Regions from separate parts of the Mus musculus genome. Here region 1 is linked to region 2. The links are chromatin contacts, found by Hi-C or POLR2A ChIA-PET in ENCODE. All regions are on one chromosome and are shown on one strand. The core of a region is the stretch at or near the end of the contact, and the rest is flanking DNA. Distances in the headings are between cores, read along the strand shown.

Region 1 (3,482 bases), core at 915-3,414, 100 kb after region 2:
TGCCAGCCTTGCCAATGTGAGACGGCCACCGTGGAACTCCAGCTGCCATGATGCCCAGCCTCAAGGACCCAGCAATGACCAGGTTCTCAGTTTCTAAGGTGTGAGACAACTGTTGCTACTATTTTAAGGTAAACTGAATTAAATAAATTTACCCCAGCAGTTCTGTCCCCGCCCTGTTTGAATACGTGTATATATAGGAATATGGGCGTTTGGGAGAGTCACTGCATTTCTTCTTTTGTTTGTTTCTTCCTTTAAAGAGAAAGCAACAACGCTAACATGAGGAGAGTTTTGAATCTGAGACTAGAAAGAGCCCTGAGCTCACCGCAGGCAGGCCTGTGTGAAATGCTAACGACCGAAGCATTGATTAGGAGCGCCTTCCCTGAAGGAATCTTGGCGCTTTCTACTTTCAAATATTCTTGAAAGTGAGGCAGGAAGAAAAAAATATTTTGTTAAATTATTACTATGGTTTTCTTTTTAGAAATGTCCTTAATATACAAGTGATAAATGTAAGATGTTCATTAAGGCTGGAACATATAAAATGATGAATACGGATGATTGCCAAAAAACATTATATTTCCTTTTTACAATAAAAATTACAGAAGAAATAATCCCTACAAACAAGAACTTTGAGGATCCACGCTAGCTCGCTCTGTATATAACAGATAAAGGCTACTTCATTAAGTCTTATCAAAAGGAGATGAACCAAGATCTGAGTGAAAAAGAGTTAAAATATACTCTGTGGCTAGAAAAATATCTAAGCTGCTTTTTGCTAGCAAGCATAGAATGTAAATTTTATTTAGGGTTTATTTACGAGAGAGAGAGAGATTTCTGGGCGTTGGTCCATATGAAAAACACATATAGTTTTGCCAATGTTGAAATGAATTAATTATGCTACTGGGATAATTACTAGTAGATAACACATTTTGTTGTAAATAATGCTAAAGAATTTAAAACTGGGCATCATGATGTGTAAATATGTTACCAGGAATCAGTTTCCTTTTGAAGGTTCCTAGGCTCCTTGATGGGAGGTTTGGAAATGGACTCAGAAGGAAGTTCAAAGACTGTTTTGATGAGATGTGAGAGGAGGGTAACATCAGACTCGATGATGGACACCTATGTGAAGGCAGCAGGCTCACTGGGGAGACAAGAGACCGAGCGGGGAGGGAAGTGATGTTCTCTTAACCTAGAGCTGGAATGGAGAAGAGCGGGTGGAGCTGGGGGTGAGAATCTGTGGGCAGCTGCAGGAAAGGGATGAGTAACAGTGTGTGTGTGTTTGGGGGGGGGGGGTGTGGAGCTGTCACTGACGCCTGTCTCTCCAGGACTCAGCACCCCTAGCTGGCACTGTATACAATGTATGCACAGGGAAGGCTTTGCCAGCCGGGTGGGCGGGGCTCTTTATATGTTCATTTTTTGTTTACTCGCTAATTTTTAGTCTCCTCTGTTAGAGAAAGGGTTCATCTCCAGCCTCCACACCTACTAGTGCTTGCCTCCTGTCTAGCTACTGATTTGAATGTACACTGTAAAATGATCAAGATAAACCCAGGATTGCTCACCAAAGGACCAGACTCTTTATTAGACTGATGCACACAGTGTTAGTCATGTTTGTAAGAAGAATGCTCTTATGACAGGTGCAATACGTTATGTAACTGTTAGCTCGGAGACCCTCCACCAGCCTGCCCCCACAGGCTGTTCCATAGGAGTAAGGACAGGAACCTGCTGTGACTCAGAAGGACCAGGCCCTAGGACAAAGGCAATGTTTAACTATGCCCCGACCTAAAGTCTGCCTCCATACCAGGAATCACACACCCTGGGCCATGTGGAATAAAGGCTGCCCACCAGTCCGAACCCGGTAAGACTCAGAAACCCCCTTTATTTTCTGGTTCTGAAGGCTCCAAAATGGCTGCCTGCGACCATGAAGCACTTTCTCGTGACACTTGGGGGTTTGAAAGCGCTCTCCCTCCAGACCTCTGTCATCCATACATGACCTGTCTCTCCTACTGCAGCTCCTCTGGGGATTAAGGACAGCTCTCTCTCCCTTCAAGGCCTGGTATGCTACTTCACTGCTGGGAAGATACTTTCTCGGCCTCCTAATGCTCTCCCAGATTAAGGCCTTCATGCTGCCCACGACATGCCAAAAATTCCATTTTGAGTTTGGTTCACTCTGGTTTTCTGTATATTTCAGAGTTATTTTCCCTTTTCAGCTTTTGACAGTGGTCACCCGCCTCCTCCTTACATAACATCAGCAGGAGTCAGTGCTCCTTTCTCCACCCTCGCCTGGCCAGCTCTTGCCGGCTTCTTTGTTCCATTGGCTTTATTTCCATGGCACTCTGGAGTTGGGCCACTTGAACCCTGGCCTTACTCCAGTCTACCTGACCGTTTTAGACTTGAAGCTGCGCTGTCCTGTTGAGTTCTGTGACTTGTTGGATGCTGGATAGGCTGAGCGTGAACTCTCCTAGAAAGGAGCTACTATTTTTAAAGGACAAAAATATTTCAAAAGACTGTTTATCTTCAATATACTGTGTCTTTTATTCTGACTTTTAGAAACCCTGCGGTTTAATTATTTGTCAGTTATTCTTTTAGAAGGGGCAGCAAGCCCTCATCCCTTCTGACCCAGCATCAATTAGAAGAAATATCTGGGGTGACTACGAAGCATCTAGAGAAAGCAAGCCAGAACTTCCCCACAAGACCTAACTTCACACTGGCTACTTAATGTGCATTAAAATCATCGACATCACCATCATCATCATCATCATCGTAATCATTGTCATCGCTATCATCGTTGTCATCACCGTCATCATTGTCATTGTCATCGCCATCATCATCATCGTGTATGCGTGCCCACAGACAACTTTTGAGGGCCATTTTCTCCCCCCACTGTGAGTTCCAGATATCAAATTCTGGTCATCAAGCTTGCAAATGTCTTTTTCCTTGATAAGATATTTAGTTTTGACCTTCTAAATGACTTAGAAATGTAACTGTACCTTGGTTTTCACATTTCAAAGTGTTTATAATTTTACAGATTTCAATGTAAATAATTAACTACTTTAAGTTTCTAGTTTTAGTTGCCAAAATTATATGAATGCTATTTAATTAAGAGCACCACCTGTTTGTTTGTTTGTTGCATTATGGTCTTTATATAAACCTTAAAATATTTGAGTTAAAAACTAAATGTAATTCAACCTTTGAAAAATTCAAGATATATGTGAAACATGCTGAGAACACATTTAAAATCTGTCTCCTCTTTCTTAGTCATCACCATTTCGTGAACACTGGAAAGGCCAGATTATGCTGGGAAAGGGGGCTGAGCAGTTGCTTGGCTCGTGGGGACAGGTGGGTGACAGCTTCAGGAGTGCTGCCTGTGCTCCTACACTTGGCTACTGGAAGCCTGGAAGGCTGCAAGGCAGTCTGCAGCCACAGCAGCTCCCTGTCAACTTCTTGTCCTTTTAACAGTAAATGTCATTTAATTGACGCTATTGAGTTTT
Region 2 (3,620 bases), core at 239-2,738:
GGGCCCAGTGGGCCTCAGCTCACAGGCAGTAGGTGTGGGAGATGCCAGAGAGCCAGGGTCCCTACTCCCAGGACCCGTCAACCCATGTCTGCTGGGATACTCACCTTAGAACCAGATAACTCCAAGTGCTCAGGCACTTCCTGATTATCATGATTGTCTTTCAGCACACAGCAACCTGAGACCCAGAAGACATGCCGGGGTGTGATATTCCTAGTTAGGGGACCATGGGACATAAGTGCACGGAGTCAAATGCATAACCTGGGTTCCACTGTGACCTAGGCTTTCCACATGGGTCTGGCCCCCACACTGACCCCTGGGGTGCCACTGCTGCCCAGAAAAGCCCCTTGCCATCACCTGAAACTCCACCTTCAAGTAAAGAGAGAACAAGTCCCTTAGCAAGCTCAGCTTCAAGACGTTAAACAGTTCAACAGAGGCCTGGCAACCCTAGCCTGACATCCACACAGAACACAAACCAGGAGTCCAGACAGAAGCTTCTCCCAATAGCTACAACAGCAGTGCTCACCAGAGTGAGTGAATGAGAGAGAGAGAGAGAGAGAGAGAGAGAGACAGACAGACAGACAGACAGACAGACAGATCGTCCCACCATCCCCTGTGGGATGTGCAACTGGACAGACCTGGAGAAAGGAGAGAAAGCCCTCACTAAGGTTACAGCCTGGAGGATGGCTGAGGGGTGACTTGCAGGAGCTGTGCAGAATCACCACAGTAACAGAATTCAGGCTGATGGGAACCAGAGATCTAAATGAGCTTTCTTTGGGATGACGGGAATGTTCTGGAAATGGGTAGTGTGGTGGTGGTGGTGGTGGTGGTGGTGGTGGTGGTGGTGGTGGTATCTCTTCTCAACCTCAGTTTCAGTACCAGGGGGGTGGAGCCAGTGATTTTCCCAGGCTGTGAAGGAAACACCCACCCAGAGCCATCAGGCTGGGTTCCAGGGCCAGCAGAGGTGTCACTGGGCCATTCTCTGTGGACTGTCTGTCTGCAGCAGCTAGAAAATAAGGCCAGGGCACTGAATGGCGACCGCTGCCAGCCCAGCCAGGTTTAAAAATAGGATAGGGAAAAAAAAAATCAACTTCCTTGTGTTCACACACGACCTCAGGGGCATTGGTAGGAAAACAGTCAAAGCTGGGTGGGTGGCTGAGGCTGGAGGATGTTTGTGCTGGCATCACACTGTGGCTGTGCTGGGTTGTTCTTATAGCCACTCCCCGCCCAGCAGGGCAGCTGAGGACCCAGCCCAGAGCTGCCTCCACGGTGCCCTCCATGCTCCGCTCCGCTCAGCTCCAAGGACAATTTAGCAATCAGAACTTCAATTAACACTGCATCCTGAGGATGCAGCTTTCGGGAAAAGGCTGGGGCAGAGGAGGACAAAGAGGCTGGCAAGTTGGCAGCTGGGTGAAGCCACCTGGCTACATGACAGGGAACTGAAAGGACCCAGAGGCAGGGAAGGAGGGGGCAGGCTGCCATTTATGACACATGTGCCCATCCCTAAAGGGCTCTGGCCTGCACAGAGCCCCTCAAGCCTGCAGGAAATAACATCCCACTGTCATCGTCCCACGGGGAGATTGCAGAATTGCGTCCCTCACTGAACCTTCTCCAGTACCTCCTGTATGTTCCCGGTTGTCCCTAGAGGCTTTTGCCAGCTGCCAGAATGGTCCCTGGCAGAAGGACTGGTGCCTAGGAGCAGCTAGCTCTGGTAGCTGATGCCAATGGGCTGTTTCAGGTCTGCCCATGTCAGGCACAGTCTTTGAGGAGGACACTAATATCTAATTTAGAAAATGGCACAGGCTAGCCCTGCCAAAGATTCACCGGATGCCTGGTTTCTTGTATGTGGAGTTGAATTTCCCAGTGCCCAGTTTCAGGATGAAGAGTTTGAGGGGCTGAGAAGTCAGGAGACTTGCTCAGGGTTGGAAAGGTAGGAAGCATGTGTTTTGGAAATCCTGGGTTTGCTGGAACTTTCCACATTCACCATGGAGAGTTGCCACATCCCCTACCCCAGCCGCAGTAGCCCAGCATTAATGTGAGACCGGAGGAGTTCCCAGTGGGACTGATTTGGAGGAAAATGGACAGAGGCCACCCAGTGAAGGATCATGTCTACTTCCCTGTATCCCTTCTCCCTGCAACCTGCTTTGTGTTTACTTGGTTGGAAGGAGGACCTTGGGACTCTCAGGCAGCATGTAGGAATTGTGTCTGAGGAAGCGGAAGCCAGCCCCACACAGCAGGTCTGCTCAGACTTCCTTCTGTATAATGAAATGGTAAGAATCACAGCAGAGTGTGGAGTGGTTGCTCTGTTCTGGACACTTCTCAAGACCATTTGGGAAAGAAAGCTGAGAAGCAGATGGCCTGGGTTTGCTGGCAATGGAGGGGAGGCTGTGACCTGGGCCTCCTTCATGGTAGCTCAGGAAACACTGTGACATGTCTCTGTAGACATTTTAACTCCTGGGTCAACATTAGCCTGACTGCATCAGCCAGGACCAAAAAGAGCTTTGAGAAGTTATGTGAACCTGTCCTTGTCCTGGAGTGAGAATTTGGACAGCAGACAGAACACCCCAGAAAGCTCATTTTCTAGGCCTTTTTTCCTTCCTTCCTTCCTTCCTTTTTTTTTTTTTTTTTTTTTTTTTTTAAGATTTATTTATTTACTTATTATATGTAAGTACACTGTAGCTGTCTTCAGATACTCCAGAAGAGGGCATCAGATTTCATTACGGATGGTTGTGAGCCACCATGTGGTTGCTGGGATTTGAACTCCGGACCTTCGGAAGAGCAGTCGGCGCTCTTAACCACTGAGCCATCTCGCCAGCCCCTCCTTCCTTCTTTCATTCCTTCCTTCTTCTCTCCTTATTTCCCTCCTTCTTTCCCTCCCTCCCTCCCTCCCTCTTTTCCTTTCCTTCCTTTTTTATTTTTTTTGACAATGTCTCACTACATAACCTTAGCATGATCCTGAATTAACTAAGTAGCTCAGATTGTACTTGAACTTGTGAACTTTCTACCTCAGCCTCCAGAATTCCAGGATTACAGACCTGTGGTGTGCCACTATGCCTGCTCTGAGGCCCAAGTGACCTGCCCCATCTTTGCATGCATCCTTGTCAAGTCAATTGTAGGATTGACATAGGATTGTCCGTATCCGTCCACGGGGCCCATTTCTTCTTACTCTGGCACTTGGAGCTGTGGCATGGAGACAAAGACAAAGGATGCAGAGCCCTGGCCCAGGAAGCTCTTAAGCTCCTGTGGCCCCCAAGGACACAATGAGCCCCAGTAGAGCTGCCTTTTCTGGGAGTCTCGAAAGCCTGTGTTGCCTGACTAGCACCTGACCTGTACTAGTGACGTAATTTCTGACGGTGTCACAGAAGGTTTTGTGTCCAGACTCAGATCACAGCTAAAGCCAGACTTGCATATGTTTGGTGACCTTTGTGTCCTTGAGGACATGCTGTGCTGAGGGCCGGCTAGAGGAAGGATTACACAGCTCATGTGCTGTTGCCAAACACATCTTGGAGAAAAGAGAAAGTAAACTCTCAGGGCAGTCCGCCCTTCCCAAGCTCTGGTAAAAAAAAAAAAAAAAAAAAAAAAAAAAAGCTGTTCCTGAAATAGCTCCCTTACAGGGCCTGGTG

What was found. Hi-C counts contacts between places; a loop is a spot of excess contacts on that map. ChIA-PET counts read pairs that join two places held with the same protein, here RNA polymerase II (POLR2A).
Region 1: a map of T-helper 17 cell shows a loop between it and region 2 (2.2-fold over the local background). The contact joins two enhancer-like sites. A Hi-C loop is called at or near these places in 1 of 37 maps with a recorded cell type or tissue (T-helper 17 cell). POLR2A ChIA-PET finds 5 or more read pairs at or near these places in 1 of 5 experiments (embryonic stem cell).

What each region holds. Positions count from the first base shown.
Region 1 is chr11:60,002,736-60,006,217 of GRCm38, forward strand. The region is part of intron 2 of Pemt (phosphatidylethanolamine N-methyltransferase); the gene reads right to left. Among named protein-coding and RNA genes, the nearest start is that of Gm38498, 22 kb to the right of the region's middle. Within about 2 kb of position 2,165, at least 1 of the 3 ENCODE cell types and tissues checked has a DNase peak (open chromatin) inside an H3K27ac peak, as active enhancers do.
Region 2 is chr11:59,898,843-59,902,462 of GRCm38, forward strand. No RefSeq gene overlaps it. Among named protein-coding and RNA genes, the nearest start is that of 1810063I02Rik, 21 kb to the right of the region's middle. Within about 2 kb of position 1,489, at least 3 of the 3 ENCODE cell types and tissues checked have a DNase peak (open chromatin) inside an H3K27ac peak, as active enhancers do.